Regions from separate parts of the Homo sapiens genome. Here region 1 is linked to region 2. A link is an interaction called in ENCODE POLR2A ChIA-PET data of the cell type or tissue named here. Cell type or tissue: A673. All regions are shown on one strand. Links, peaks and the distances in the headings refer to the core of each region. The heading gives the core; the rest is flanking DNA. Region 1 holds the start of LOC101927756 (a long non-coding RNA gene). Region 2 has its middle 8.4 kb from the start of SIX1.

Region 1 (16,644 bases), core at 8,091-12,090, 380 kb after region 2:
TTAGGGTTTGATATACAATAAATTTTAATTAAGATCTTTCAGGTATGCTAATTTTCTGGGTTATCTGCGAGCTTGGTGTACCTTTGAAATATAAATCTTTATAAAGATATCAGAATGAAACTGTGTTCATAATATTCTAATAGAAGTCAGAAGCTATAATACTTATACTGAACTTTCATGATATATCTATATATTTCATAGAATAACTTACATTTTTAAAATCTGTGGCTGTTAAAGTTGGAAGCTCTCTGTTAACATTTAATGATCTTGTCGGGGAATATGATTGACACAATTAAGTTGTCTTGCATTTTAGTTACATAATTGATATGGGATGTGAGTAAGATCCTAATTCAGAACATATGATACTCTTGTTCCATTCCTTTCGAGAATGAAATTAAAGCGACTTATAAATAAATCTGGTTTTCATTAAAATATGGAAAAAAACATCTGCATGCCAAAGCATTTGCAATACAGCTAAGGATTTATACTCTATATTTCATACTTGGAACATTTTTATCATACAGGATTAAATCCACAGATCAAACAAGTTCTCTAGGAAGTATAAAGGTTTTTACTCTAATTCTTTTGGCTTAAAGAGAATGTATATTTAGATCACAGTAGGAAAACAGGAGTTCTGTTAGATCGTTCTTTATTCCCCCCTTAGGAAAAAATTAAAGTTAGTACATTCTTCTGAAATGCTTATTTACAAAATAAATGTATTTAATATGTACTTTTTGAGATTTCTTTTTACTAGTTTGTTTTTCTCAGGCAGCAGTTTTATTTTGTAAGTTTAATAATTTCTGTTCTTTAGAAAATATCCATTGAGAAACACAATTCATTTGTCTGTGACACACATGTGAAATCTAAACTAATTTTACTGTGCTTTACTGTGTTGCCTTTATTGTTAATGAATGGTAAAGAAAAGCACTGTATTTAAAATTGGCTTTATTAAGATGAATTATTAAGGATAAGAAATGATTAACGATAACCAGTAGCCAAGACAAGGATAGAGAAATTACATTTTACAGTATAATTATTTTTATATTAAGAATTTAAAGTTCAATCCTATGAAAAGGAGAATGCAAAGCATGATCTTGAAATAAATGAGGTAGTATCTGAAAGTATTTCCATTGCTACTGTCACCTTCCTTTTGCTGATTTTACAGACATATAAAATGAAGTTGTTGAGCCAGATGATCTCTAAGGTCTCTTCCAGCTCTAACATTCCATAACTGTGATTCTGAGTTACTGCTGGGAGGAGGTAAAGTTATCTTCAGTCCCACAGTTCAGTGCTTTGGTCAGTTATATGACTTTTATGGACATAAATGAATTGTGATCTGAAATAGTATAAAGTAACTGGTGTACAGAATTTCAAAAAGTGTTCCTTTATTCCTGTGCAAGAGAAAAGAGTCCTGGTCCTGGGGATTAAATGCTCCCTTTTGTACAACTTTAGCTTCGTGACATTTTTTTTTCTTTTAAAGAGTGAAATTGGCTTATAATAATTTTTTGTTTTATTTTATTACGGTAAGAACACTTGACATGAAATCTGCACTCTCAACAGATTTTCAAGTGTATAATGCGGTATTGTTATCTACGAGAGACAGCAAAACTAACAGATGGAATCTCCTTTGGTACTCCTTTGGGCATTTTTCCTCCTGGCACTGCAACTGTCTGGGTCTAACATTGGGTCCCAGAAGGAAACACATTTCAGACATAGAGCCCTGGGCCTTTTGCCAGCTTCAGAAATTTGGTTGCCAGGTGTTCCTCAATGAAAGATCTTTTGAAGTTTCTGTTTTGATTCTTACTCAAGAGTGACTAGAAGATAAACACGTTGAGTATCATTTTTGTATTATTGATATGTGTACTCTTTTAGTACTTCCTGCATACCAGGAATTGAGGGGCATGTGCAAATGGAGAGAGCAAAGCTTCAGGTCCACTAAAGCTGTAAATACTTATGCATAGGTTATAGTTTCTGGCATATGTATTTCCTAATGATACAAATTAGGGTGGAGAAGGGAAAAGTGTCATCATGGTGCTGTTTCTGCAGCTGCTCCTTCTCTTGTTCTGTTAAAGAGGAAGTTGTCAGCACCCAACAGTAACAATTAAGTTCATGTTAGAAGCCACTGGTTGAAATCCATGTAGAAGACCTTTGCCTAATTTAACATGGCAGTGGGAGACTGGTATCTGGCAGAGAATGAAAGAGGATGCGTTATTGCAAAGTGGGAATTTTGAGATTATCTACCAAACAATTTGAAAAAGTCCCTATTGGTCTTTGATGCCCCAAGCTCCCATTTTTGCATAAGTTTTACTTTGTTACTATTGTGCGTGTGTATGTATGTGTATACACTTAAGTGTAAATATCTGACAGCTACGATAAAGAAAATTGAGAAAAAAAAGCAAAGAAAAATCATGCATAACATCTCTAACCTAGTCACTGTCCTTTTAATTCTTTTGAATTTTTCGCAAAAGCTTTCAAAACTATAGTTAATAATTATATTTATATCATCATCATTTTCCATTTTATTCATTGTGTTTTTTCTTAAAGCCACGTAACATTCCATTGAGTATGCTGTTCTAAATATTTTCAAATGTTGGGTATATAGAGTTTTCCTCCAGCTTCTCAATATTATAATAATATATTCAACAGCTTCACATACATAGAATTTTCTCTATTTTATTTTCTTAGATTGCCACTACATTTTTATTGCTCTTGCTACATATAATCATTGTTTTTCCAAGAGATAGTACTAATTGGCACGATCACTAGCAATGTATGAAGTCCAGTTGTGCCACATCCTTGAATATTTTTGTTTACTAATTTTGCTAGATTAATTGAAACAGTCTCATTATTTCTTTAATTAGCACCAGTGATTGGATTTTCTTCATGTGTATTTACTAGTTGTATTTCTTTCATGAATTGTTTCTCCTTTGCATACAAATCTATTGAGGTCTTGGGAATTAACTTTAACTTTTAAAAATGTCTACATATGTATCTCACATATTGCTCATATTGCTATCACATAAAAATATCTACTTTTTGGTATTTTAAGTATATCCTTCTGGCTTTATATGTGCATCCAGTTTTGTTTTTTTCAATGAACAAATACAAAATCACGTTAACCTACCTTTTTCTCATTCTGTATTCTAATGCCTTTATATGAAAATTTTAATATTTTACAATTGGTGATTAATGCCCTTTCCTGAAATTTGGAAAAATGTATATAGAAAACTATAAAGAAGAAAAATGACCTATTATTTTACCACCCAGAGATAATGGCTATCAATATATTTTAGTTCCTTTCCATTTTTAATGCATCCATGTTTTTCCTCAAAATTATCATGCTATATACACACAAATATATGATGTTTACTGAATATTCAGTATATTGTTATTTCAAAATTATCATGGTCTTGGAGGTTTGTTTTCAATTTTTATTATTTTAAATGTTTTCAGTAAACATCTTTTTATAAAAGTCTTTGTTCTTCAGGAACAGAAAACCAAACACCGCATGTTCTCACTCGTAAGTGAGAGTTGAGCAATGAGAGCACATGAACACAGGGAGGGGAACATCACAGACTGGGGCCTGTTGGTGGGTGGGGGCAAGGGGAGGGGGAGCATTAGGACAAATACCTAATGCATGCAGGGCTTAAAACCTAGATGACGGGTTGATAGGTGCAGCATACCACCATGGCACATGTATACCTACGTAACAAGCCTGCACATTCTGCACATGTTCTACGGAACTTAAATAAAATAAAAATTTACAAAAAGTGTATGTTCTTATTATTTTTAATAGTCTTTTATAAGTGTTTTCAAGTATATAATTATTTGAAAATTCTTTATATCTATTGCCAAATTGCTTTCCAGAAAGGTAATTTATATAATTTGCATTTTCACCAGCTTTTTACACACCTCATCACTCCTCACTAATGTTGACTATTATCTTATTTTTAAATATTTATTAATTCAGTAGTTGGAAATGGCATCTCTTTGTTTTTATTCATTTCTAAATGTCAATTCATTAATAAGAAAAATAGGATCCCACAAGAACATTTTAATGAAAGGAAGTAGGCTTTTCCTAATAGCTGGTTGTAATGGTTATAACTCTGTGTGTGTGTGTGTGTGTGTGTGTGTGTGTGTGTGTGTGTGTGTGTCAGAACAAACACTGGAGTCCCATGCCTAAAGTAGAACTTTTTTTATAATAGATATTGGTATCTTGATGGACAAACACTACTAATAATCATATGTGTTGGCATTGTGTTCCCTCTTGCACTTCTTCCCAAAATAGGTAAGTCTTTATAGAGCACATTATTTGTTTAGAAAAAGGAAAGAAGGGAGGGAGGGAAAGAGAGACAAATATTAAGGGGCTTTAAAATTTCACAGTACCACATTTTTGGCAGAAGGATGGTGGTTGTGTATAATTTTAAACTTGGCCTTATTTTAGGTTGTTCAGCCTTCAGCCCTGCCTAGTTAACCTATTACTTGGTTTGCAGTAGTATTTTGTCTGCCCCACTAAAATAAAATCTTTACAGCGGAACATTAAAGAGCAGCCTTTCCTTACAGTGTACCATTAGTGGTAAGCCAGTTCCAATTCTGCTGTACAGAGCTACATAAATGATCTGTGACAGATAGTTGGAATGTTGTTATTCTGAGCCCTAAGCCCCAGATACCAACCACTATAATAGAAAACATGCCTAAGATGTATAGCTTTAGTTGTACGTTAAAATCGCTTTCCTTATAAATTGCTTTTTATTTTACTGTTATTTTACAGGCTTTCTTGGCTACACAAGTAGTTTATCATTTTTCTTTATGATGTTCTTTGCTCTTGTGGTAAGTTTAAAATATAATACATTGCTTATCTCCTCACTAAAATTGGACTCATTGTGTTAGTCTTTTTTACTTTTAACTGTTTTGTGTTGGGAAGGGTATCTCATTTTATTTCACTGTGTTATTAAAAGCACTTTTGTTCCATTAAATTATTTCCTTCATTGTATCTATTTTGAAGAGGCTTAGCTAGAACAGCATTTCAAATTCAGCATTTCTTGTGGTTAACTAGAGAGGAGAGCGTGCCAATTCTGTTAAAATCCTAGATGGAGTGTAATTCTTTGTGTAGGTGTGTAAATTTATTCCTGTACCATACTGTATGAAGAATCAGTCTGGTTCTAATCTGTAAAATCTGTTTGAGACTAGTCATCTTAATTTTGAAACTTTATTCCATTAATAAAAAAACAGAGCTTCTGGTACTACATTGAGGAGATCTAGTAAGAACTGGGTTGACTGAATTCTATTTTGTCTGGTTTATTCAGCATAGATAAATTCTCATAAAAACACTACTACAAATATTTTTCTTCACATGTGGGATATATTCCTTATTTTTTAATTAGCTCATTTTTATTATATAAAAATATCAGATGGTAAATTTAACTTATTTTGATATTATAAAATAATATAAAGATAAGAATTTAAATTTATTTCCTTCTAATTCTTCTAAAACATCTTAACATTCTAAAGATAGTACCTTTGTGTGAAATTTTTTAAGTCTTTTTTCTTTGTATAGCAGTTTATTCCATAATCAGTATCTAAATGTCAAACCTTAAGTAGAAATAAACATTTTTAACTTTCCAAGAATATACATGTCCAAATGAGCTTTTCATAAGCTTGGTTCAACTCTTTCTTGTTTTTGAAAATGCATGAAAGAAACAGCCATATGTAAGAGCAGAACAGCACATCAGTAGTTAAGCCATATTAAAGATCCAGATTTCAAAGCTGTCAAAACAACCTAGGGTGCATTTAACTTAGGCTAAGCTATCTTCTGAGACACAGGGATAAAATAACTTTAAATTATTTAAACAAAGTGGAAGTGACTCTGATTTTAGTATATATAAGCATTTATTCTCTATTGAATGCTCTTAAAACTAAAAACATTTAACAGTGTTTACATTTAATCATTTGTTGAATTTAACAACATTAAAATCATTCCTCTTCTTCTCTCCCCAGTTGTCTGACTTATATCTTACAGATAAGTGAATTGAACATACACTTTGTAGGCTCCATATTGAAAAAGAAAAAAACTAAATATTTCCATCATCATTTGATTGTTGAGAAGTGTGGTTAGAAGTGGCCTACATATGCAAATGAATGTATGGATATTAAAGAGAATCAGTATAGATAACATATTGAATTTTTCTCTCACAGATAATTGGCAATGCAATCATTGCATAGATAGGAGTAATTTAGTTTTCATAGCCAATAGCTTAAAGCAGGTTAAATGTATTGATATGATATGTCTACTGTAGTTTTGTTTCTGTCATGACAGATACTCTTTAATTCAATGCAGATTTCTAATGTAGCAGCCATATGGAAATAATACCCATATTCTACATTTATTGTAATGCCTTATAAACCATCTGCTCAGATTTTTACCTGTGAGCACAGTTTAATCTACAGTGGGGCAATGAAGAATACTCTGTATGCTTTTTTAAATACTCTTTTTAATTGGCATGTTTATTTTATTATTTATTTATTTATTTATTTTGAGACAGAGTTTTGCTCTGTCACCCAGGGTGGAGTGCAGTGGCACGATCTCAGTTCACTGTGACTTACATCTCCTGGGTTCAAGCAATTCTCCTGACTCAGCCTCCCAAGTAGCTGGGATTTCAGGTGCATGCTAATTTTTTTTTTTTTTTTTTGTATTTTTAGTAGAGATGGTGTTTCACCATGTTAGCCAGGCAAGTCTTGAACTCCTGACCTCAAGTGATCCACCCACCTCGGCCTCCCAAAGTGCTGGGATTACAGGCGTGAGCCACCGTGCCCAGCCACCATATTTATTTTAGATTCTCTGAATGTTATCTTTTAAAATACATAGTGGTTAGGAAAAGGAAACGTATATATATTAACCCAGAATTTTGGAAGGATACCAGTTTTTCATTTATTATTCTTGTCAATATGTGTTTGTAAATATGTATAGCATTTATATCATATTTTTTAAAAATCAGTTCAGGAACTATTATTTTCTTATATTCTTTGAATAATATAAACTAAAACCTATATTTTATCTGTTCTCCCAGATCTGTATTTTCATTAAAAAAATTTAACCTAAATTTTTGCCCCCTCTAAAATATTTTGCAATTTTAAAAATAAATTATATCTGTCTCAGAATGATACCATCAAGATGGATTTACCTTTTTTTGGTAAATTTACTTTTTTTTTGGTGTATTTTAGAGCACAAGCGGATTACCATTCGTTCTAAAAGTTCTATCTTAAGTACAGATTAGTATTCTAAGCAACGTTTTAATACGTCGGTAATCCAGTTAGACAACTTTTTTTTTTAAGAGACAGAATCTCACTCTCTCCAGTCACCCAGACTGGAGTGCAGTGGCATGATCATAGCTCACTGCAGACTCAAACTGCCGGGCTTAGGTGATTCTTCTGCCTCAGCTTCCTGAATCACTAGAACTACAGCTGCATACCACCACGCCTGGATAATTTTTTTTTTTTTTTTTTTGAGATGGAGTCTCACTCTGTCACCCAGGCTGGAGTGCAGTGGCGCCATCTCGGCTCACTGCAAGCTCCGCCTCCCAGGTTCACAGCATTCTCTTGCCTCAGCCTCACGAGTAGCTGGAACCATAGGCACCCGCCACCACGCCTGGCTAATTTTTTGTATTTTTAGTAGAGACAGGGTTTGACCGTGTTAGCCAGGATGGTCTCGATCTCCAGACCTCATGATCCGCCCGCCTGGGCCTCCCAAAGTGCTGGGATTACAGGTGTGAGCCACCGCGCCTGGCCAGATAAATTTTTTTTTAAATGTTGGTAGAGACAGAGTCCCATTATGTTGCCCAGGCTAGCCTTGAACTCCTATGTTCAAGTGATCCTCCCACCTTGGCCTCCCAAAGTGCTGAGATTATAGGCGTGAGCCACTGCACTGGCCTGAAATAGAGAATTATTTAAATGGTTTTTAGTCAGAAGCTTTGCTTCTACTGAACACTATGTTAGGCATTTTAGGATGTGGAAATTTAACCTGGACACTAGTCTTAAGGATCTGTCAATCTAGTAGGGGAGATAAATTTCTTTTCAAACATGGAGAACAGTGTGTGCAATATATAAATAAGTATTGATATATTTGCTTCAGAATAAGAGTCTCAAGAGTTGAGAGGAGAGAAGGCTCACTGAGAGCTAGAGTAAAGAAGGATTTTAGAGGAAATACAACTTGAGTTGAGCCACAAAAGAAGCAAAGGGCTTAGAGCAGAGAGAAGGAAGGGAGGCCTTTTGTGCAAGTGAACAAATATTTTTAATACTTAGTCTCCTTTTTCCCTTTGTCATTCCAACCCCAAGACTTACCTTCTTACCAACCTAAGCAAGGACTTCCTGTTAATCTTTCCTCTCTGTTGTTGGGTCTCGTTTCACTCCCGTTCTGTACTTCTGCTTTGTGGGACATCATCTCTATCCACCCCATACCACCATACAGGCTTGGAGTTGGGATGGATCTTTGCAGAGAAATTAGCTGTAGTAACTGAACTGTCTATTAATATAAAATCAGGCTACTTCTTATTTTTTTCAAATTAATAAAAATTAATGATAATATTGCACTTTGGAGCATTGCTTTGAAATATTTTGATTTGAAAGCTTAAGAAATAACAACTGATAAATGAGGCAGCTCACATACAGAGTTTATCTAGGTACCTGGTGCACAGCAAGTCCTCAGTAAATGATTTTTTCTGCCAACACTACCACTGTTAGTTAGGGGAAAATATAAGAAACTGAATTTGGGCCTGTGCAGTGGCTCACGCCTGTAATCCCACACTTTGGGAGCCTGGGACAGGCGGATTACTTGAGCCTAGGAGTTTGAGACCAGCCTGGGCAACATGGCAAAATCTATTCTCTACAAAAAACACAAAAATTAGCTGGGTGTGATGGCCACACACCTGTAGTCCCAGGCACTCGGGAGGCTGAGGTGGAAGGATGGTTTGAGCCTGGGAGGTGGAGGTTGCAGTGAGCTGAGATTGTGTTACTGCACTCCAGGCTGGGTGACAGAGTGAGACCCTGTCTTAAAAAAAACAAGAAAAGAAACTGAATTTGGAGCAGTTTCACCCTCACCTCATCCTCATCGTTTTTTTTTGTTGTTGTTGTTTTTCTTTGAAAACCTATAAAGATAATGATGGTGAGATTATTGCTTTTGATTTTGTTATTTCCTTTTGGTAAGTTGACCGTTTCATTTTATGTCATATTGAAAACTTACCTAGAAATGTCAAAGCAGCTTGTCTAGTTTATCCTTCTACAGTAATTTTTTTCTTGGTGAGGTTTTTAATTAAGAGTGATTCTTTAGTTCACTCATTAACTTAATCCTAAAAGTATATGTTTTCCTTATATTTGTTTTATCACTGTGTAAAATTTTGATTAAATTAGTCAAAATCCAAAACTAGGTAAATACCAAGTAGGAATAGAAATTGTGTTTACATATTGGTCTCCTACAAAGAACAAATACTTCCTTTATTCTTTCTTGTCCTTTTGTGCACTGGGATTCACCCTGGAGCAAACATTTACAGAGTAATTATGTGCCCTGAAACAACAGCAACAATGGTAATATTGACAGAGCCACAGCTATAGGTCTGATAACAGGATGGCCACAATTAAGAGTAAAAACATGAAACATTTTCATTGATTAATTCTGGGAAACAGCATCCCTCTGGATTTCTTTTAATGTTTTTTTTGTTTGTTTGTTTGTTTTTACCAGCTGGAGTTCCCTAGCTATATGCTCCTATTCCAGCCAGCTTTCTCCACATTAACCAAAAATAATTCAGATCTGTAAAAGTAAGGAGGGGCAGCACTTAATGTGTACATCAGAAATCCCTGAGCTCCTTCTGAGTATAAAGTCTGTACTTATTTCTTCCTGTGGCCTTTCCATAAACTGCTGTTAAATGTTTCTCTATTCACTAATACCTACTCTACAAATAACCATATTCCTGTGTGACAGTCACTGAAAACATCATGTTCCTGTTTTGAGTTGCACTTAAAAAAAAATGCCTTGATGCTGTTGGAATTTTGAAAGTTGACACAGGAGTACCCTTAGTCTTTAATGGGGGAGATCTCTACTTAACACCCTGCAGTCTCCAACCGCCTCCCTACCACAGGTGACCATGTTAAATGTTGACCCCATTCTAACCGGGAAAAGTCACAGAAGCAGAGACTCTTCTATTAGCATCTTATTTAATTGAAATGATACTGACCTATTTCAATTCAGTTTCTTATTAATTTTATAAGAAATGATCTGAGTGCTGATTCTGTTTACTTTTTTAGGTAATAATTAAAAAATGGTCCATCCCTTGTCCTCTGACATTAAATTATGTAGAGAAAGGTTTCCAGGTAATAGCTTATATTTTCTTTTCAGTTTCTTCCTTTTTATTTTAACTAAAAAGAAAAGAAAGACTAATGATTCTTTTCTGATTGATGAAAAAGTAATGGCTATATTGCATTTTAGAACTTTGTTTTGAAATACTTTCATTTGAAAGCCTAGTAATAATAAATTCATCATTTTTATTGATATATTCTGAAATTTAATGGCTGTTGGTTTCTCTTTTTCCCCTCAATGCTCTTAAACAGATTTCAAATGTTACAGATGATTGTAAGCCAAAGCTCTTTCATTTCTCCAAAGAGGTGTGTAAGTTATTAACAGATACTTTTAGTTGATTTTTCACATTTCAAGTTTTAAGAGGTTTGTGTAACAGGGTCTCTTAGGTCTTTGTACCTGTGACTAATTAATTTTCATGAAAGTGCTAAGTATAGGATTGCCTACCAGAAGACTACTATTATTTAACACAGGGTGGCCTATTATGAAACAGCCACCTTTTTTTTTTTTTTTTTTTTTTTCCTGGTATGCCTTTGAATGGAGCCTGTTTTAAATGGGCCTCTGCCTGAAAGAACAGATTTACCGAATGTCTGGTCTGGCCAATAAGGTCCTCTGTGTATACCAACTTCCTGTTGCCCTCTGCACTTGTAAAGCTAAATAGCCAATTATATCAAAAACTCTTCCCCTGTGAGTAGAACCTTGGTCTGTAGCTAAACAGCCTCATCATTGGACTAGGGATTGAGCACTGCCAATATATCTTCTGGCCGACATTCCAAAGTTGAAATTCATGATGCCAGGAGTAGAGACTAGGAGACCAAGTCCCTTTGCCTTCCCTAAAAGCCATAGGATACTGGAAATGCCTGTAAGAGCCCCTGAGCATCAGCAGAGGAGACAAGAACTGTGACATGGATGGTCTCTGCTTTACCACTCTAGAAGAGCTCAAAGTCTTCCCTGTTGCTGCAGGCTTATTTGTCTATACTTTCTGACTCTGCTGAAATGCTATTTTGTATAGTTCCCAGATGCTAGAATCCCCCCTGCTCATGTAAAACTCTATTAGTGTAGAATGTTAGCTTGGTTACTCCACCATGCAGAATTTTCCTTTTTATCTCTAGTTTTTAAATGAGAAATATCTCTCTGGTCCCAAAAGGGAGATTACCACATCTTTTACATGGTAAAGACCTCCAGGTGCCGTAAAGATCTAGGTAGGATAATTGACAAGCCAGGAAACTGAGCAATATATGAAATGGAGAATTTGTGAATTAAACTCTCATTTTCCTAGTCCAGCCTCAGGAAACACTACAGCTTCCTCTCTCCTAACCCCCTTCAGATATTTTAAGACTCTAGGCATTATGTCCCAAGATAGGTCTTCATTTCTGGAATTTCTTTTGTTTAAGAGCCTGAAGTTAGTTAAGTGGAAATTTTTTTAGAGCAGAAAGGAGAAAATAGATCACCATCGTCTATTTGGTAAAGATGGTATTTTCACTTAAATGGTAACTTTTTTTGCTTTACTCTGACTCTTAAGTATTCTAATAATAAAAACAAAACAAAACCTTATATTTGTATATTACATTGGATCTCTTAAGAGTTTGTAGGTCTAGAATAAATGATATTCATTCCCATTGAAAGAGATCCTAATCAAAGATGCTGGCAATATTAAAATGTGATTAATATTTTCAGTATTCCCTTGGATTGAGTTCATGAAAGCAGGTTCAAGAGCATTAACTATTAGTGCTGCTTAGAGTAATAAGATACATTTAAATTGTGCGTACATTTAGAAGACAGAGAATTAAAAAAGAGCATTTCTAAAATGTTATTTTTATCTCATTTAAATATTATTTATCTTATGTAATTTTTAAAATCTTATCCAGATAATGTAGAAGTAGTGATTGTAGTAAAAGCAGCATGGTATGGGCAGCCAAATAAAAAATATTCTGGCTAGTACAGGCAAGCCCACTATCAAATAAAATATTTGCTGGATCACAAGTGTTTTTCTCTTTTAAAAAATTCTTATTTTATAAAGAGAAGACTCATTAAAGATGAAATAAATGTAATCAAATTGATTTTTTAAAGAACTGAGTTTGTTGTCAAATGAAATAATGGTTTCAGTAGAGTGGCATTTAATAATTTTGTCTCTTTAAAATTTTTTTCAGAGTGCTTATGCCTTACCAACCATGGCTTTTTCATTTCTCTGCCATACCTCAATATTGCCCATATACTGTGAACTTCAAAGGTACTGTAGAATCCTGGAATATTTTAAATATATTGTGTATCTTTTTACCTCTAAGGCTTTCGGATTGAATGACATCCTCTTTTATTAATCCTTTCCTCTCATCAGTGGATCCTAAGTGTTAGTTTAAAACAAAACAAACAAGAGTTAGTTCTGTCCAAGTTAAGAATGTTTCCTAGAAGTGTAATCTTTGAGGCTGGCCTGTAATCCCAGCACTTTGGGAGGCCGAGGCAGGCGGGTCACCTGAGGTCAGGAGTTCAAGACCAGCCTGGCCAACATGGTGAAACCCCGTCTCTACTAAAAATACAAAAAAAATAGCCGGACGTGGTGGCGGGCACCTGTAATCCCAGCTACTTGTGAGGCTGAGGCAGGAGAATCGCTTGAACCCAGGAGGTGGAGGTTACAGTGAGCCGAGATCACACTACTGTATTCCAGCCTGGGCGACAGAGCAAGACTCTGTCTCAAAAAAAAAAAAAGGAAGAAGTGTAATCTTTGTGTACTAATTTCGAATGAGGACTTCTAGTGTATAGTTATTGATGGAGTTGTTCTTGAATGAGGAATTCTCTCGACCAGCTTAGGACATACTTGTTTCTTTACATATAATTCAGATCACTTATTCTACCTTTGTCATTTTTGTCTTTTAGTCCTTCAAAGAAAAGAATGCAGAATGTTACCAATACAGCAATTGCTTTAAGTTTTCTCATTTATTTTATATCTGCACTCTTTGGGTACCTCACTTTTTATGGTAAGTACATTTTAAAATTATAGATGACAAAATAATAGTTACATAGATGGCCTCACGCCAATCTATAGACTTTACCTATGCCTTTTATTACTAAGTTAATTTGCTCAGATCACCAAATTACAATGCAGTACTGTGGTGGCTCTTGAGGCCTAAACAATTGGATTATCTTTCTTTTAGAAAGGTAGTTCAGGTTTAAGATTAATGACTTCTTATGAAAATTTTCTTAAACACTTAAGTAAAACTTCAGGCTTAGGGACATGATTCTTTCTATAAGAAAAAATGTGCAATTTTAATGATTCTGTTTTTCTTAAATTTTGAATTCAATATATTAGTCTAATTCAGAAGTGTGGGGGTTGGGTGAGTCAGTCATCTTAATTGCAAAAGAACAAGTTGAGAAAGGAAAGGGTTTTACACAGAACTATATCTGTATACTTAGATGTCAGACATCTCTGCCTTCAGATCTAATTATCACAGGATTCAGCAGATGTGCATTCTATGATGCACCATGACCTTCCTCCTTAATTATTTTTACAGGTTCTTTTAAATTTATGCAACAAAAATAAAATTGTGTTTTATTTCTTTTGCAAAAACTGTCTGCTTTGTATGTTGACTTTTTTTCCTCTTCTGATAAGAACCTCAAGAAAAAGTAAAGTTCTGTGTACACCATCAGGAAAAGCATTATTTCCAATGTGAGCATGGTGCCCTGCTAGAGACGCTACAAAGAAAGTTAAAACAGATTGTCAAGCTTTTCTGATCATCATTAATAAAACAAAATTACTTAAATATATAAACTTTATTTTTGGATGTTGGGTTTGTTAGTTTTTATACAGACTTGAACTCAATAAGACTTTTCTGTGTCAATAAGATACTGTAACAGGGTCTCTTGGGATCCAAAAATATTTTGTATAGTGGAATAGCTATATATTTCTTTTATTAAAATTGCTACCTGGCACAAACACTATTATATTTAGGGATCTTCAGCAATAAGAAAAAGTCCAAAAAAACTGACCTCCTTCTTCTCCCTATGGATAAATAGAACTATCTGGAAGAAACCTCAGATGGCTTGCCAATATCCAGGCTGGCTGAGAAATTGTTAGATGAATCACCATTAGGTGCTTAGAAACTGTATTAAATTGTAGCTGTATTAGATTGAAAGGGATGTGGAGGAAGGATGGAAGCTAATACATTTATTGAGCTAACATTTAAGACAGTGTCAGGTATTTTATATATACTCCCTAACTTAATCCTTATAACAATTCTGCAAGCTCAGTGTAGGTTCATTTAGGTTGAGTAATTAGACCAGATACTTGAAGCCAGTTAATAGTGGAATTGGGATTTGAATCTAGTTTTGTCTCTCTCCAAAGCCAATGCCTTTATTACTGTGTTGTCTACTCAGAAATTGTGCTATAGAAGCCAGATTTCCTTTATTCCAAGTTTTTGTTAAGGTGATCTTTTAGAAAAATATGACTCACTTAAGCTCTAGGCATCTATCTATGTATGTATCTATGTATAATCTATCTATCTAACATTGCTGCTTGAACACAAAGGCTAAAGGTTTTCATCATGTAGATGGCATGTTTCCTAGACAGGGATTTGTCTAATATCAAGTAAAACCATTATGTTGTCTCTGATTTAATCTCTTCTCCACTAATGCAAATTCTTCAGAGTATGCAAATTTTATATAATAGAGAAATACACATCTAAGAAAATCACATGGTAGGTAGGTATATGATTGATTAATAGGTAGGTGGGTAGGCAGATAGATGGGTGGATGAATAGATGATAGATTAGATAGATAGATAGATAGATACATACATACATACATACATACATACATACATACATACATACATACATACATAAATAGAATAAATGATACAAAAGTAGTAAGTTCTTCTCCAAAGACAGAAGAGGCAGATATTGATTTGCTCTTGGATTGTGAATCATAACCAAGAAAAACCTTTGATCATATCTTTCTACCAGGATAACAGGAGCTTTGTGTCATAGGAAGAAATTGCTGGTTGAACCTGAGATCTTATAAGGGCTAGCCTCAACTTAAGGCTTCCAATTCATTTTACAGATGAACAACTAAAGCCCAGAGAGGTGAAGTGACCTGTCACAGAATTAAAGGCAGGTTTCCTGAATACTAATCCAGTGTTATTTCTGCTACTTTGTGATAATCTTTGTAAACTTAATACCCTGTTTGACAATGTGTATTAAACAGGACAGCCTCCTGACTTCAATGGCATATATAACTTGCAGAGATCACCATTAGGCCCTTTCTGAGATTTGTAGAGATTTGTCTGAATCCAGGGAAGCATGCACCACTCTATCCCTCACATATGTTATGGCTCAGTTAAGAACACAGAGTGACTGGCTCAGAAGAAGTGTTTTCATCCTGGGAAAGTAGAAAGTGGACATGTGACATCTATTTTGAATTTGTAATAAATCTAGTTCTTCAAGATTCAGGAGCTGCTTTGGATCCTTTTATCCAGAGCTCCTAAAGTTTAATTTCTAAATTTGTCAGATTAAAGGGACTTATAGGTATGTACCTAGATTAATGATACTTGCTCTGATTACAGCTGTGAAAGGAAGAGAAAAGGGTTCCTCTGGTGAGCCAGGCCAGTGCCCAAATGTTGCATAATAACCAGGCCATTTAAAAAGTCTATGAGGTTGTTAAGCAAGAAGTGTTAATAGCTCATTTTATGATTCAGAAAATGGAAATAAAATAGTTTGCCATATTTCTCCAAAGACTCACAAGTATCTCACAGATTTGGAAATAGAATCCAGATTTCCTGGCTCTTCTTAGTCTCCTACTTAGTCCAAATCCCACATTGTGTAAAGTATGTTTTTGATACTTTGGACAATTCATTTCTCTCCTGTTTCCATTATCACTAGTCTAGTTCAGATTCTCTTTACCTCTCAGTGATTGTAACAGTAGCTGTTATGCCTGTTTGGGGTCTCTTTTTCTTCCAATCCGTACTCCTGCTTTAGTTCAGATCATAATACACTGTTCTTTGTAAGTCATTATTGCATTTCTGTGGCCTACCAGGTTGAGGCCACATCTCATGCAGAACTGTATTACTAGGTCTGAAATGCATTTCCAGCCCTATCACCCACACACTGTTTCATCCACTGTAGTACTTACTAGACCACTTATTTTCTCAGATGCACATTCCCTTTGCTTTGTTTGTGCTGCTCCTTGCTTCTAGAGAATCTCTTCCCCCACATCTTTGAACATCAGCACACATTCATTGACTCATGTAATGTTCTCAGTAACCCTATAGTTTAGTATATGGCCATCCCCATTTTAAAGATGTAGGAACTGAG
Region 2 (16,644 bases), core at 8,330-12,329:
CTGCCGGCGGCGCCTATCCGGGGCTGGCCAGCCAGCGCGCCGCCCGGCTGGGCAGAGAGGCCGCACCGCCCAGAGCGGGGAGGGCGAGGCTGCGGAGCTGGGGGTTGGGGGTGTTGCCGGGGCTGCGCGGGTAGGGAGTGGTGGGAGGAGAAGGAAGAGGAAAGGTGGGAAGCCAGTTGGGGTCTGAGGGAGCTGCGCTGCGGAGGTGTGGGGAGGTAGGGAGTGGGTGAGCGCGTCAGGACCCTGCAACGCGGGACCCGTCGCCAGTATCACCTAAGGGGAGTCGCGCACAACTCCGCACAAATCAATGACTCCAAACCTTAATTCCTCCCCTCTCCCTCCGTACTCTTGTCCTCATCCCTTGCAGACTTGCCCTCTCCCGGTGAGCTCATATTTAATTACTTTAATGTTGGAATGAATAAATAATGGATTGATGAATAGCTTATGGAACGCGATAAATAATTCAAGAGCAGACCAGGGTCCGCGCATGCAGCCTCTGGAAGAGTGGCTTCGGGTTGGCTTCAGCTCGAGGAGTCCAACCCTATTTCCTCCTCCCTCCCCCCACCAACTACCACTGTCCTCCCCCCACTGCTGCACACCACCCTCCAAAGGGCACAAGTACTCCCAGTCGGACAGCGTTTCCCTCGTTCACAAAAGACCTCCATGATTTGAGACCAGGCAGAGAGCTGTTTAGAGCATACTTGCTGAGCACCTAGAGACTCCGAGCGTTCATTTGTGATTTGGTATCTTAATGTTCTGCGATTGAAACCAGCAGGTTCCTGAAGCTTCTGGACTCAATTTCCCCATCTGTGCGGTTGTGTTTTGCAGTGCCACCTCTGCTACTGAGGAATGCCGAGAGGCTTTACTTGCTATTAGCAAAAATGCTTTGGGAACCTCGTACGAAAGGCGCTGGATGTGGTGTAAATTAAATAAAACTGTGCCCGGCTCCAATAACCGTCCGGTTGTAATATAATCCTTACCCTGCTCTGAGAGGGACACTGCCCTCAAAGCGAGAACGACAGCGGCTCCAAGAAGATTAAATAAAGAGGTGTGTGTGTGTGTGTGTGTGTGTGTATGTGTGTGTGTGTGTGTGTTGCAATGCTGGCCTATTTTGCTGCCAGGGAATGAGAGATGCACTGCAATTTAAGTCCCATCATCTGCTGTTTTGTTTATGTGTGGAGAATGCTTAGTAAAACTGCACAAACAAGTGAAGTTGTAATTATCTTAAGCCTCATTTGCACACCTAGTTCCAAAGCAATAATTAAAAGGATTTTGAAAACAATTAGCCTCTCTAAACAAAGATAATCTATTGTCAGTAGCTGAGACTAGCAGGAGATAAGAACAATGCGTGGAGATAAGGGAAGCCAAATGGTGGAAGGAGAGTGACTTTATGACTATACTTATCTCTGATTAGATAAGTTCAAAACAGAATTCTAAGTACACTTCAAAAATGCTTTTGATTTCAATGTGCCCTCTTAGTGAGTGGTGAAGAACAAACTGTAGGCTCCTTAAACTGGCTTGTCTTCTTCAAATATGTTTTGATTCCTTTAGCCAAAGAGCCCAGCACTACAGAACCTTTTGCATATTGAGATGCAAGTGGGAGAAGGAGAAGCATGTCTTGGTTTCCTCTTTTATTATTAATATGGTTTTAAAATGATGCACCCAGTACAGTGCACCCTGCAACATACATTCTAAACTCATAAAGGGTTCCCACCTCAGGGCTGCCACATGGGAGATTCCAAGTAGACAGGAAGCTGCTTCTCTGCTGAACATAATGTTTTCTGCATCCTTGAAACTCTTGCTTATTCCATGCAATTAGATCTTGGAAGCAGATGCTGATATTTCATTACCTTAGGCTTTTTTTTTAAAAAAATGCATTTAATAGGTGTGCATGCTTTCAAAAGAGCCTCTGCCATATAGTATGCCCAATGACTTTCTAAACTGGAAGCCTGGCACTGCTAAACCCAGAGCCATGTCTGGTAATTTCCCCTCACTGTCTTATTTTAGTGCTTATGATGTTTCACATGAAGTCTTAAGGAGCTGCAGTGCCCTCCCAGAAGGAATGCCTCTGCTTGAAACAGTCCTTATTGACATGGCAGCTGTGTGAGGACCGGAACGGAGGCTTAAACCCGGCTCTAAAAATCAGTTAATACCCTAAAGTCTGGAGCAAGTGCGCACAATTACAATGGGGGGAGGGTCTTTAAGCACAACCACGTCTCTTAAAAGACAAACAGTATGTTGAGTATGGGGTGTGCTTTGTAATTAACAATTTTGTATAAGGAAATGAGGCATAGCCTGCACAAATAAGGGCAGGTATAAATTTACAGAGGATGACAGCAGAGATGGCAATTAGACACAAATAGGACCACCTTTTTTTCCCGGCTTCCTCCAGACCTACCTGCCCATTTCTTTTTATCTGTCTTCAAAAGGAACCAGGACGTACTACATTGCCGTCATCTGGGAAGACGACGTGTAGAAGGTGTGATTGCGGGAACCCGGGCAGAAAAGAGGTGCTCTTCCTCGGAGGCCGTGACTGGGCCGGCCAACATTTTTCCTCCCGCTTAATCCAATAGATCGCGTAACTGGAAAGGGAAAGTGCTATGCGCTTTATACCAAGGAGTCTACCTGCTATTTCGATCCCTCGGTTAGGGGAACCAATTGTTATAAATGTTAATTATTGGCTCGGATATATAAGGTTTCCCAAAATGGAACCTTTCACTGAAAACCGCTGAAAGAGGTAAAATGACATGAATTTACAAACCACCTAAACTAAATGATCCATTTTAAATCGCACACAGAAAGGTTTGAGTTGTTCTCGTAACATAAAACCTTTGCTGTCAATGCAAATCGCACGAAAAGCAGAGATGCGTTGGAGATTTAAAGGAAATGAGCAACTCTAGCCAGCCGGCTGCTGCCCTCGCTGCAGCGCGGCTCGGGAGGGAACACCGCTGGCAAGGAGCGCCCGATGCCAGGTTTCGGCTCTCCAGTGCCTCCTCTGTGCAGGTAACGGCCGCGTGCGCTTTAGTCGATGAAAAAGCATTCAGTGGGACAGCATTAGCTGTTGCTAGGGTTTCTCGGCTGGGTTGACAGGCCTTGATGCAAACACCCCTAGCTGGGACCCACTTGTTTCCCTTCTGGCTTGTAGCAAGATAGTTAGGGGCTCCCGGGCCGCTTTCTTGGAATTCTTTCACCATCCAGAACGACGGTGAGGATTCTACTCTACCTACAAATATTTGGAAAGGGAGGGCATAGAGAGGTGTTTCTTCAATAAATTCGTGTCATCGCTCTGGGGCAGTGCGGAGACTCCCCAAATCCGGCTGAAGTGCCAAAATTCTTTTTCCTCTGCTTAGTCGGAAACTCCGGGTGCCCTCGACCCTTGGGAACTCCGGCTCCGATGGCCGGCGTGGCGCCGGAGCAGCAGCCCACCTGCTCCTGGGGGACGCCGCTCCCCGCGAGGTCTGAATAGGCCTGGGGCTCAGGCAGAGAGATTTGCGGACTCAGAGAAGAGAAACCCAAAACCAGTCCATTAGTAAATGAGTTTTGTGTTGTCAAGGTTCTTTCCCATCCACTTGCTGTTCTGAAAAATAGATCACGTTTCGTTATCTTTAGTGGGAATCTGCAACGTGACACCGGATCCGCGCGGCCCCCGCCTCCCTCCCTGCCTCGCTCTGCCTGGCTGAGGGGAGCAGGCGGGCCTCCTCAGCTTATTTCTGAACAATGAAGATTTGTCTCTTCCCCAAGTGTATTTATGTATGTATGGAGGGAGGAAGTTTTCTCCTGGAAGCGGGAAGCTCGAGAGCAGAGCCTCCTACTTCTTTGGTGCGAAAACGCTGCGCTGGCCCAAGATTCAGGGCGACTGACGCCCCCCACCACCTCCACCGCCCACACCTGGACAAACAGAGCCAGCTGTGAGCCTGGCTCGCCGCTGAAAACCCTGCCGCCCCGCGCGGCTCCCGAAAATACCATCTCCGTATTGTCTCGAGGTCAGGGAAGGGAGAAAGAGAGAAACACACACAGACTGATGGACCGACTGAGGGTCAAGCACTGGGAGGGAGCTCAGACTGGAGGGGAACAGAGCTGGGGTGTGTGTCTTTGGAAGAGTTATTCTCTCTCTCCCTCTACGTGTGTCCCCGTGGCAGGTCTTTCCCAGAGTGTGTCTCTAACTCTTTTCTCCATCTGAAAGAGGACGCTCGTTCATTCTGTCTGTATGTGAACCTGTTTCTCATTCTCTCTCCTTATCTCTCTCTCTTCTTTCTCATTGTTTTTCCTCTTCCTCTTCTCATCCTCCTCTTTCTTCCTCCTTCCCTCCCTCTCCCTTCCCCTCGGCTCTGGGCGCTCGTTTTTTTCTCTCCGGGACTGGGCGCTGTGAGGTTTCACAGAGTGTGCTTATGTCACCCACTGAGGCAGCGCAGGTAAGTTCTCTTGAAAGTAGACCCTCAAGTCTGGGCGGTGTAGTAGGCCTTACTTGGCGAGAACCTTTCACAGGGAGTGGAGGGCGGGCAATAGATGGTGTAGCCTGCACGGAGGGCGGGCAAAGGTGTATTGGCCACCTAGGGGAGAAAAGGGTTAACAAATTGCCCTCTGAGAAAGCTCTGACCAATCGCCAGGTTTGAGCTAGAAGACCCTACTCAACATCAGATGCCAACTACCTCTCTGGAAAGTGGAGCCAAGGTGTCACAAGAAACAATTCTTAAGAATTAAAGGGACTCTGCGCCCCACCCCCCATTCCCTGTTTTTTAAAATGTCTCCTTAGGGCAGGTTTATGAAATGAAACTCTCCAAAACCGCTATCTTCCATTGAATTTCCAATCAACTTTTTTTTCTCAACTTATGTACATCCTGAATACCACATCTGTCTAAGCTAAAAAGAATTTCCTTTTGGGAGGTGAAAGCCTGCAGCTCCTCCTGTTCAGAGGAAAGTGCTAGTGACGGTAATGCAGGGTGACACTAAATAAACAGTTAGGGTGGACTGGAAAGATGGAGTTAATTATCCAGTGAGCTGCATTTCAGCCCAGACCATCAGGGGCTGATTTGTTTTGGCTCATATTTGGAGGAAGGAGACAAACCACTCTTCTCCACATCTCCTTGGGATCCTGATCATTCATGTCTTCAACAAAACAAAAAACAAAAACCACTACCCAGGTATCACTGCTTCACTTAAATTTTGGTTTATTACTCCTCTGCAGGCTCTGAAAAAATGTCCACTCCATTGCCCCATATCCCTGGAGGGAAGAACCAAAGCGACTCAAAAATGTACTCCCACGAGAAGAAAAATCAAGCTATTTGGAGTCCAAATGGTAAGGAGGCCCAGTGACAAGGAAAGCAGACATTTAGCACCCCTCCCCATCTCTTCACTTGAATTCTTACAATAAGCTTATAAAACTATGTGTTTATAAAAACTAAGATATTGGCTTGGTTTCATGATGGTTTTACTCCACTCTCCAAAAAAATCAGGCTTCGTGAAATTTGAAATGCAATTAGATTTATCGTTAGCGTGATTCACTGACTATCTGGTTTCCTCAGGTAAACCTGCACTTACATATAAATCCTAGTAATTTGAAACTTCTCCCTACCCACTTTGCCCACCCACTCCCCCCCCACCCCCGCATTCTGATATTAATAATCCCCGGCTGCCCCTCTTTCCGGGTCATTACGGTACTGCTGGTCTCTAATCAATCCTAATGCGATGGCAATTGGAGTCCCTGATGACTGCGGCTCGGGTTTCTTGTAATGGCTCTACCACATTTTCCTGGACCTCCTTCTTTAACCTGAGATGCCAGGGGGACAAGTCTCTTCTCGGCTGCTGATTACTTCAAGATGTGGGGGCTGGTTTGAACTGAAGGATAAAGACACGCGCACAGCGTGGCTGCCACAGCAGGCTGGGCGGCTGGGGAGAGCAGACGTCTGCACGCGGGGCGCCGCAACCCGAAAACCTTTCGCTACTCTCTTTTCTTTCCCCCATTTTCCAGGCCCAAACTCACCCTGGTGGACCGAGATGAAGATTCTCAGAGCAGATTTTTTTTTTTTTTCCTGGTGCGGAAAGGCCTGGTGGTCTCTGGGACTCTCCAGTTATCGAGCGTTCCCACCCTACAGCGTCCGCCCAGGCGCAGGCCTGCCCCTAGTTCAGGAGTGAACCCCTTCTCCCATTGCAAAGAGCCAGCTTCTTTTTCCTTCGGGTTGTTTTCTCCCAATGCCTTCCTCCTCCCCAATTGCCCAATTGTAGAGTGGGTGTCCTGAAGAGAAACTGGAATCTCTGTCCCGCCCCCCCGCCCCCATCTCATTCACTAACCCTTGACCTTTCTCCTGTTCCTCATCCCAGCAGTGCCTGAAGTTCCCAACCTGTTCCTGACCCAAACCCCAGACCCTGAGACCAGAAGCTTGGCCTGGTCATGTTGGGATATGACCTCTTCTCCCTCGACCTTTGGGGATTCGTCGCTGGGAATCCTTAGCCTTTAGAGATAAAGGGCCAACACTCCTTTCTCGCTGGTGCCACCCGGAGACGACCACAAGTGGGAACTTGCGCCTGCCTCCCTTCTCCCCGGCCGAAAGCTCTAGTTCGCCTCCCCTACCCCCGGTCCAGGCTCGGCAGCGAGGCAATCAGCACGTTCGCGGCATTTGTATTCTTCCATTTCTCAGCCTAAGCCATTTAGTGTAACCCGAGCTCAGGATAATTGCCACGTCTCTGCCGTGATACTTTTTAAAACAAGATAATGCTTCTGAATTGCGGAAGAAAGTGCTGCGGACAAATTGGGCGCTGAGCTGCTGAGATGGATCGCTTTGTTAGTGGAGGCCAGTGGTTTGTGACTCAATTAGTGCATTTCTGGGAGCCGCCTGTGTTGTACAGTAGGGTCAGCTGGAAGCAAACTACCCCTGTGGCTCCCACAAGCGGGTAGGAATTCGGGGGATGGGAGCACTTCAGGCCTGTACCTCAGTCGGTGCATACCCAAGCCGTGGGATCTGTTTTTGCATTCTCACACGAGCATATTGCTCGGGTTCTAAAGGATCCAGATTTTCGCAGACAGAAGCTCGACCGCCTCTGTTCCCAAAAGGGCCGAGCGGCGTTTGTCTGAATCACCAGTCCTCTGAGCAGTGGGAAAAGAGATACTGGGTAGAGGGTGCTGGGAAGGTGCCCACTCATCCATGCCCCTCTGCGCGTCTCGCCCACTCGCTTAGGCTTGGACTTTGCAACAAGGTTTCCAACACCGCTGCAGTGCTTGACAAAGCCCTCCTGGAAGCCAGCAGGGTGAGGCTGCCAGCAAGCAGGCGGGCTGCGAGGGACGCTTTTAGGACTAGGAAGAAGGCCGTAAGATCTTTCCTTACCTCTACTCAAGTTCACCCGCCACCCTCACCCATCAACCCTCGTGCAGGCCCGGGTCCACGTTTCGCGGACTGATCCTGAGCCTCAGTATAACTCGCTGTGCCAGGTGCGCGCGCGCAGCCAAGTATCCGCGCGCGGACGCCGGGGAGGCTTCACCGCCCGGTGTGCTGGCGGCCCCGCCCGCTGGCTCGCAGAGCGGGGTCTCGCAGAGCTGGGCCTCACCCGTCGCCCCGCCGCCTGCACCAGAAACTCCCTCCCCGGGCTGTGCGGGAGCTCTTGGGCGCCGCGTCTGCGCCGGGGCCGACTCCGCCCAGGCTTGTAGCCAGAGGTCGCGCTATCTCGCCGGGCTGGCCCGGCGCTCTCTGGGGTTGTTCCCTCGGGCGGTGCATGGGGCCCACAGGCGTCGGGGCTTGAGGGAAGAGGGGCCGGGGCCTGAAGGGCGGGGACCACAACGAGGCGCGGGGAGGTCAGTGGAGCGGAGAGCCGGCGCAGGCCGGCGGCGGCGCGGCCGGAGGAGAAAGAGGGCGCTGTCTTCCTGGCAAAGGAGTTTTCGCCTGGCCGGCAGGAACCGAAACAACAACAACAACAAAAAAAAAAGAAAGAAAGAAAATCTGCTCCGCCGAGTCCCCGGAGTGAAGAGCGCGCGGCGGGAAGGGTCTGGGGTAGCGGAGCGGATTCTCGGCCCAAAGCCTGGGGACCGCTCAGCCCACCTTGGCTTCGCCAGCGCCACGTAGCCCCGGACGGCACTCGCGAGGAGGGAGTTTTCTTTGGCTTCTTTAGCTGTTTCCATAATCGCCTTCTTTTAGGGCCATCCCTCCCTCACTTTTTCCCTCCAAAAACTGGAGGCGTTGGGATAAGGACGGCGACGCTTCGCTGGCGAATGAGGTGCCTCAATTTGCCCGAGGCGAGCGGGGAAATCGGGATCTCCTTTCATGAAGCCGAGTTGGCTTCTCGGTTTCGTGGAATCTGCGGCCGGAAGCCGCGACCCCAGCCAGTCATTCGCGTTGAAGCGCCGCAGCAAGTGGCAATGCTTTTGGCCGCGCATTGCCCAGGAACAGCAAAGAGATGGAAGACCCTCTCATTTACCATCACCAACTGGTCGGGGAGCACACGCAGAGACCAATAAGGTCCCAAAGACAACTACTATCAACCATTCTCCACCCAAATCCACACATCAAAAAGACTGAACTTGTATTAATGCGGGTGAAACAGCCATCCCTCCATTCCAAAAGTACATACTTCTCTGTCATCTACCCAGGATAATTTGTTCTTGCCTTTCCATGAGCGTAGTAAACCAGGCAAAGCAAAACAAAAGGATCCCAGACTCACTTATCTTCTGCCTTGAAAGGTCGCTCTGGATTCATGGACATATTTAAAGGCCCTCCTGATTTGTACATAGATACTAGAGCCGATCATCTCCATCCACCTCTGCCGCCAGAGCGCCTCAAACTCCAGTCTCTATTTGAATTTCCTGTGAAGTCTTGACTCTTCTGTAGCCCCTCCAGTAGAATCCAGGTGGCCTTGTAGTTCCGCCTTTGGCAGGAGACTTATTTCCTAGGAGTAACTGGGTGGGCTGCAGTCCGCCTGCCTCTTCACATTGAGAAGCGCTTCTCTTGTGGGAACGTCTGTTTCTATTCAGCGGATTTTCTAATTTCTTTGATCAGCCTAAATATTTTCTTGGCAAACGGAAATTGACCATGCCATGAATATGATAACAACCTGCTTGGAAAAAAAGCTATTTTGTTTCCAAGCAGCAGAAAAAAAGGGGTGGGGGGACGGTGAAGGAGGCTGGCTGTTAGGAATGCCTGTAACAGATTCCAGCACATACATCTTTTTGCAGTCTCTGAAGCAGCTTTGTGAAAACTGCCTTTTCTCTCTCGTGAAGCTTCTTTCCTTCCTCTCCTCCTCTCAGTTAAACACACACCTGGTCTCCTAAAAGCCTTTGATACTCTTTATTAAAAAATAGAACTTCAATGGATGCCTCAGGAGACTTTCCCTTTAAAACATAGATGAAAGGCAAGGTTAATACAATGTTCTCTTAATCCCTTTGCCTTCTGAGTCAAAATAAATATTTTCTTCTGCATGTGATTGTACATCCTGCCATTTGGCTATGGCTATAAGCAAATTGACGGTAATAAAAATGTTTTGAGGCTGTGTATTAAATGCCGTTCTCTTGAAACCAAGGGAGGGGAGGGAGGAGCCTTACTTCACAGGCAAGAATTGGTGGATTTCTGAAAAAGCTGCAAGAAAAGGACCTTTCACCTCTCATTAGTGATGCCATCAGTGCTCAGGCAGAGTGGAGCTGAGGTCATGTTACATATGGCACACAGTCTGCTCAGCACTTGAAACGTCAGCTTTGAAATTTTAGAGAGGGGAAAGGTCATCTTTAATAAGCTAAAGTCTGGGGCTCCCATTGCCCTCACTGCTAGCTGGGTGGGTGTCCATATGCTTCAAACCCTATGCAAAAGTTTTTTTCTTTTTCTTTTTAATTTGCAGTTTAAGGCTGATTTTTGTTTCTTCATTGAAATCTTAATGTTTTCAGCTGTTAATACTCCAAAAGGCCTTTCATTTTTATAGCAACTTCGTCATCTTTCCTTTTCTTTTCATGCAGTCATAAAACTGTCTGTTCTGAGTGATAGCTTTTTAGAGCTCAACTTCCCAGGAGAAATGAAGTGTATCTGTCCATCTGCATACATGAATCCAGACATGTGGGCTATAGGGTTACCCTTCTGTATGGGTAATTTAGACTTCACTCTTGTGTACTCATTATTTACTGAACCTTCAAAACACTGAAACTTCCATATTATATGAAAACACTAGTTTCTGAAAACTTCCTGGGTACTACTAAAATTTTTTATGCCAGTTACTGAAATTTCACATTTTATTTTTACCATGTGGGAGAAACTCTCAAATCAGAATATACTGCTTTTTCTAGAAGGCTTGAAATTAAGACTACCCAACAGATGCTATAATGGTAGATACAGTACTGAAAAAAAAGGTGCTAACATCTCACTTCCTTGTTCAGAAAATATTAGAAACATTTGTGATTGTTTCATCCTCAAATTTGTTCAAGAAGTGAAGTCAACCAAACCAAGGCAACTGGCCGGACACAGTAGCTCACACCTGTAATCACAGCACTTTGGGAGGCCAAGGTGGGCGGATCACCTGAGGTCAGGAGTTCGAGACCAGCCTGGCCAATATAGTGAAACCCCATTTCTACTAAAAATACAGAAATTGGCTGGGCATGGTGGCGCATGCTTGTAATCCCAGATACTCAGGAGGCTGAGGCAGGAGAATCACTTGAACCTGGGCAGCAGAGGTTGCAGTGAGCCGAGATCGCACCACTGCACTCCAGCCTGGATGACAGAGCAAGACTACATCTCAAAACAAAACAAAACAAAAAAACCAAAGCAACTGAACTATCCCCAGATCTCTTTGCAGCCACTGTAAAGATGGATAAAAATACCTTTAGGTAGGCCAGGCGCAGTGGCTCAAGCCTGTAATCCCAACACTTTGGGAGGCTGAGGTGGGGCGCATCACAAGGTCAGGCGTTCGAGACCAGCCTGGCCAACATGGTGAAACCCCGTCTCTACCGAAAATACAAAAATTAGCCGGGCGTGGTGGCGCTCACCTGTAATCCCAGCTACTCAAGAGGCTGAGGCAGGAGAATTGCTTGAACCCAGGAGGCAGAGGTTGCAGTGAGTTGAGATCGTGCCACTGCACTCCAGCTTGGGCGACAAGAGTGAGACTACGTCTCAACAAAAATAATAATAATACTTTTATGTCACCCTGTAAGGAACTTCTCAATAGTGATTTGTTACTGAGTTCCAGAACATTTTTTTTTTCATATGGACCCACAGTCCAAGAGGAGTAGCCTTAACACACCATTACATGTATTCCTCACTTATTTTTCTTTGTATCTGTCAACGCATTTTTTTTTCCTTTTTTATAGATAGGATCTTGCTACATTTTCCAGGCTGGACTCAAACTCCTGGGCTCAAGCAATCCTCCCACAATAGCCTCCTGAGTAGCTGGGACTACAGGCATGTGCCACCATGCCTGGCTACTTGTCAACCTTTTTTTTTTTTTTTTTTTTTTTTGAGACGGAGTCTCCCTGTGTCGCCCAGGCTGGAGCGCAGTGGTACAATCTCTGCTCACCGCAACCTCTGCCTCTGGGGTTCAAGCGATTCTCTTGCCTCAGTCTTCTGAGTAGCTGGGATTACAGGCGCCCGCCACCATGACCGGCTAATTTTTGTATTTTTAGTAGAAACAAGGTTTCACCAGGTTGGCCAGGCTGGTCTCAAACTCCTGACCTCAAGTGATCCCCCACCCGAGTCTCAGCCTTCCAAAGTGCTGGGATTACAGTTGTGAGTCACCGCACCCAGACCTTGTCAACCCATTTTATCTGTTTATATATACCAGATTCTGATTCTTTTTCCAGTTTTTTCTTTTTTCATAAAGGTTACATATCTTGTGCTTATAAAATTAACTTTAAAAATAACACAACAATGTATGCTAATCGGTTTCAAACAAGTAGACTCAATGATACTTTGAAATCCTTTTTCCTACTCTGCAAATCGAAAATATTGGAACAATCTTTAAACATTCTCTTGAGCCAACTAGGGGTTCCTCATTACTAAAGAATTTAATGATGGCGATATGCAGATAGGTGTTGGTTTTGCTTTGTGTCTAATCAGATTCTCAAAAATCCTTAATTTTGAATGAGCAAAATTTTAAAATAACAGTTTTGCATAATTGCAACTGAAACTATAAATGGGAAGGATGATTTTTACAACCAAATGACATCAAGTAAATAATTTATTTCTAATCACTTTGCTACATTAGGGTTTACTGCTAATGAGCTAGTGGACTTTGTGATACTTTAGCTAACCCAAGGCACTTGAGGCTTTGATGACCCAAATGGTTTAGTAAGTTCAATCAATCTAGTCAATAGAAAGTGAAGATAAAGATGCACGCTGTGGTCTTAGGGAGTGCAAGTGCATGCATATGTGTGTGTGCATGTGTGTTTGGGAGGGAGATTATGTTGCTTTTTCAATTTTAAAGTTCCCCAAATACTCCAGGAAAATTTATGAGCAGATTGCATCACTCTAGTAAGCCTGAAAAAACAAGAAGTGAAATACTTCAAGAGGCAGATTCATTAATGATAGGTTAATAACTCATTAACAGCCTATACAAGGAATAGTAATAATTTTTTTTCTTTTTTCTTTCTTTTTTTTTTTTTTTTTTTTTGAGGAGTCTCACTCTGTAACCCAGGCTGGAGTGCAATGACACGATCTCAGCCTCACTGCAACCTCCGCCTCCCAGGTTCAAGCGATTCTCCTGCCTCAGCCTCCCAAGTAGCTGGGATTACAGGTGCCTGCCACCATGCCCAGCTAATTTTTGTATTTTTAGAAGAGACCAGGTTTCACTATATTGGTCAGGCTGGTCTTGAACTCCTAACCTCAGGTGATCCACCCACCTCAGCCTCTCAATGTTCTGGGATTATAGGTGTGAGCCACTGCACACAGCCCAATTTTCATTTCTTTTACCATACCTCATTCAAGAACATGTAATATTTTACAAGCCTGATCTCATCCATCTCAAAATTTTGGGAAATATCATCCTTATTACAAACAGTGATTATCTCTATTACAAAAACATAGCAAGAGCTGGGCACAGTGACTCAAGCCTGTAATGCCAACACTTTAGGAGGCTGAGATGGGAGGATCACTTGAGCCCAGGAGTTCAAGACCAGCCTGGGAAACATAGTGAGACCCTGTCTCTACAAAAAAATTTTAAAAGCCGGGCATGGTGATATGTGTCTCTGGTCCCAGTTACTGCAGAGGCTGTAGCCAGAGGATTACTTGAGCCCAGGAGTTTGAGGCTATAGCGAGCTATGATTGTACCACTGCACTTCAGCCTGGGCAACAGAGCAAGACCCTGTTTAAAAAAAAAAATCCAAAACACCGTGGCAGAGAGGTCGCATAATTTGCTTAAGGTAATATAATTCAGAGGCAGTTTGGGGGCAAGAGCTATAAATCCCAGATCCTTCCCAATTTATTTAAAAGGCAATTTTTCGCAAAGAGGTCAGTGATTAAAGTGACTTGGATTTAGTGAGTTTTTGTAAAATATTTTTCTCCTCTATAATTCAGGGTCAAGATTTGTGAGAAATTTGATAAATGTCTTTAAATTACCAAGAAAAACGATGTAACATGAAGTGGCATCAGCCCACCTAGATCTGGTAGTTCTTCCATTCTGTCTGGAAGTAAGCCATAGTCTTAGTTGGTACAAATGTCATGTGGGAGGAGACATACAGATTACAGAACCATGAGGTAATTACTACAGCTTAACTGTCCCACACAGAAGCTATTAAGTGATCATAAACAGAGTTACAATAGAATACACATTCTATGACAAGATTTGGCCTGTACTTTTAATGCTTACAATTCTTTCTTTGGCTTATTGAGGAGAAGAAATATAAGATACACTAGAAATTAAGAATTTGGTTGATCTTTAGGGCAATGCTTCACAAACTGTAATGTACATGCAATTGACCTGAAGCATTTATAAAATACAGTTTACAGGACCCTGCCCCAAGAGTTTCTGATTCCCTCGGTTTAAAGTGGGACCATGAAATCTGCATTTTAACAAGCACCCCAGATAATTTTTTTTTGAGACAGAGTTTCGCTCTGTTGCCCAGGCTGGAGTGCAATGGCACGATGTCGGCTCACTGCCACCTCCGCCTCCCGGGTTCCAACAATTCGCCAGCCTCAGCCTCCAGAGTAGCTGGGATTACAGGCGCTCGCCACCATGTCCAGCTAAGTTTTGTATTTTTAGTAGAGATGGAGTTTTACCATGTTGGCCAGGCTGGTCTCAAACTTCTGACCTCAGGTGATCCACCCACCTCAGCCTCCCAGAGTGCTGGAATTACAGGCATGAGCCACCGTGCCTGGCCGCACCCCAGATAATTTTGATGCAACTGGTCGGTGGGCTATCCTTTGAGAATAAACATCCACTCTGCCTAAGAGTAGAGCATAACAAATCAGCAGGAATAAAATCTAAACTTCAAATTTTTACCTAATCAAAATTTACTTTTCTTTGTACCATTCTAAAGAGGACTTGTAGATTAGATTTTTGGCAGGATGGGAGGAGAATCTTTGGGTTTCTGAAGAATTTTGTAGGAATTAAAATGTTTCTAACTAGTAATTAGGTATGAAATCATTTGTCCTTTTTAAGTGATTGGTCTTGCTAAATGAGATAGTAGGAAGTGACACCAGATCAGGAGTGACAAGAAAGAAAAACCTCTGAAGAAAATCCAAGCACCGTTGCAAAAATTAAGCAAATCTCATCATCCAATGAACACTGCAGAGTATCCAGTATTGCTAGCTAAATGCCAGCTTAAAAGGCCAAAAATTTTTAAACATCTCTTCATTGTACATGACCCCTGTGGAATACTGTGACTCAATTAGACCTGCCCTCCCTCAAGATTTGCAAGAAATGGAGAAGCTCTGGAGAGTTGTCACAATATGATAAAAGGAGTAGAAAATAGACTGTATGAAGAAGTTAAAAGTGGTTGTCCAGGCTGGGCACAGTGGCTCACGCCTGTAATCCCAGCACTTTGGGAGGCTGAGGCAGGCAGATTACCTGAGGTCTGGAGTTCAAGACCAGCCTGGCCAAAATGGTGAAATCCCGTCTCTACTAAAAACACAAAAATTAGCCAGGCATGGTGGTACGTGCCTGCAGTCCCAGCTACTTGGGAGGCTGAGACAGAAAAATCACATGAGCCCGGGAGTCAGAGGTTGCTGTGAGCAGAGATCACACCACTGCACTCCAGCCTGGGCGACAGAGGGAGACTCCGTCTCAAAAAAAAAAAAAAAAAAAAAGTGGTTTTCTACATTGCAAATAGAGGTCATTTTTTGCTTATAAAGGTTTATAAAGGGTTTTTATAATAAATAACATAAATCACAGCTTCTCATTTATAAAAGATATTAAATACTGAAAAAATTAATAATCATAATTTATAATATTTTCCCTTTAAAGATAACTTGAAAATGAGATAATAGAAACATAGACGCCAGACTCTTTGCTGTTGGAAGAGGCTGAGAAGTCAATTGGCAGTTGAACCTGCCAATCTTAGTAGAATCCTTTAGAAAACATTCTTGATGGGACAGCCCTCAGCTCTGCTTAAACACTTGAATATTGGAGACCTCATTATTTCACATCTGTCTTGCATATTTCAAGACACATCAAAACAAGAAAGATGTGCATGGTGATCATAAAGTCACATGGAACCCATGATCCTGTACAAACTAGATAAAATGTGAGTAACGTGGAGGGGCTCTTCTAATTACTTGTTGGTCAAGTAGAAAATAAACTGTACTAGCTAAACTGCTTTCTCAAGTTTCCATTTTAGGTATTTCTACTGTTTGCCCACTGCCTAGTAGACTGCTGGAGTTCACTATAGGAAAAGTAAATATTGTCATTTCAAATAAAGCACTGTTTATTATATAACAGAACAGAGGCTGCTTTCTATTTTTGAGACTCTGCTAAATTAATTGCGGACAGTAGCCAAAGCAGCTGCCCAGGAGATGGTGTTTTCCAACAGCTGCGGTTCTTAAAGCTAAACTGGGATTCATGTTTGTCTATAATGTGGCATCACATTGTTCTTTTCATCAAATGTATTTGGCTGCTATTGGGATTTCATAAATGCGGGTACCATTTGTACTACTTTACTAGCCCATTTGACTCCTGCATTGAGGACAAATGATAAGCCAAGACAGATAAAGCCAAAGTTGGAGGCTTCCATGAATGAGAGTCAGCCCAAATTCTTCTAAATGAAAGAGAAACGATGGCCTTAATGCCCATTTCCATCTAAAACAGGGTTTCAAAAACTTTGGTAGGTTGAGACTGGGCTCAGTACTTTTAATAATGTTTTAATAATGTTTCCACATCCATTTTGATCTGGTGCCCATACTTTGCTACCTACAGTTTGAGAAACACTGGTCTAAATCAGTGATAGGGAAAATAAATCTGGACTGAGTGGTGATTTAAGAGAAACAAAGTTTTAGTTAAAAAGGGAATGTTATTTCGGGAGTCACACTTTGCACTTCCGTAACACTTTCCGTCTTTCAAAGGGCTTCTTACACTTGATCCTCACTTGTGAGATGGATTAGGAAGGACAATATTATTAACTTTATTTTACAAATAAAGAAACTGAGACAGAGTAGCTAAGTAACTGGATATGGGGGCTAGAAGCCTGAGCTTTCCCATCTTTGTTTACACAATTCAGTCTCATTTTTAGTATATCAAAACATATAGATAAACCTC

Evidence for each region. Peaks named below come from ENCODE experiments on the same cell type or tissue, not always from the same donor. Only the 100,000 strongest peaks of a DNase experiment are listed, where the experiment ranks them.
Region 1: POLR2A ChIA-PET joins it to region 2 with 6 read pairs; 3 of 35 experiments call an interaction of 5 or more read pairs at or near these places.

What each region holds. Positions count from the first base shown.
Region 1 is chr14:61,032,854-61,049,497 of GRCh38, forward strand. SLC38A6 (solute carrier family 38 member 6) reads left to right here. Exons shown (of 16, transcript NM_153811.3): 7 at 4,206-4,288; 8 at 4,772-4,830; 9 at 10,294-10,359; 10 at 10,597-10,650; 11 at 12,493-12,572; 12 at 13,214-13,314. LOC101927756 (a long non-coding RNA gene) reads right to left here and starts at 16,550. Exons shown (of 5, transcript XR_943921.2): 1 at 16,463-16,550; 2 at 12,621-12,683; 3 at 8,338-8,483. In A673, for the core only: no CTCF peak of the experiment used is centred there; no DNase peak of the experiment used is centred there.
Region 2 is chr14:60,649,537-60,666,180 of GRCh38, forward strand. No RefSeq gene overlaps it. Among named protein-coding and RNA genes, the nearest start is that of SIX1, 8.4 kb to the left of the region's middle. RefSeq lists silencers at 1-97, 7,425-7,694 and enhancers at 2,777-3,546, 3,547-4,315, 3,945-6,197, 5,396-6,230, 7,775-8,074. In A673, for the core only: no CTCF peak of the experiment used is centred there; a DNase peak (open chromatin) is centred at 9,945; H3K27ac peaks cover 1,073 bases.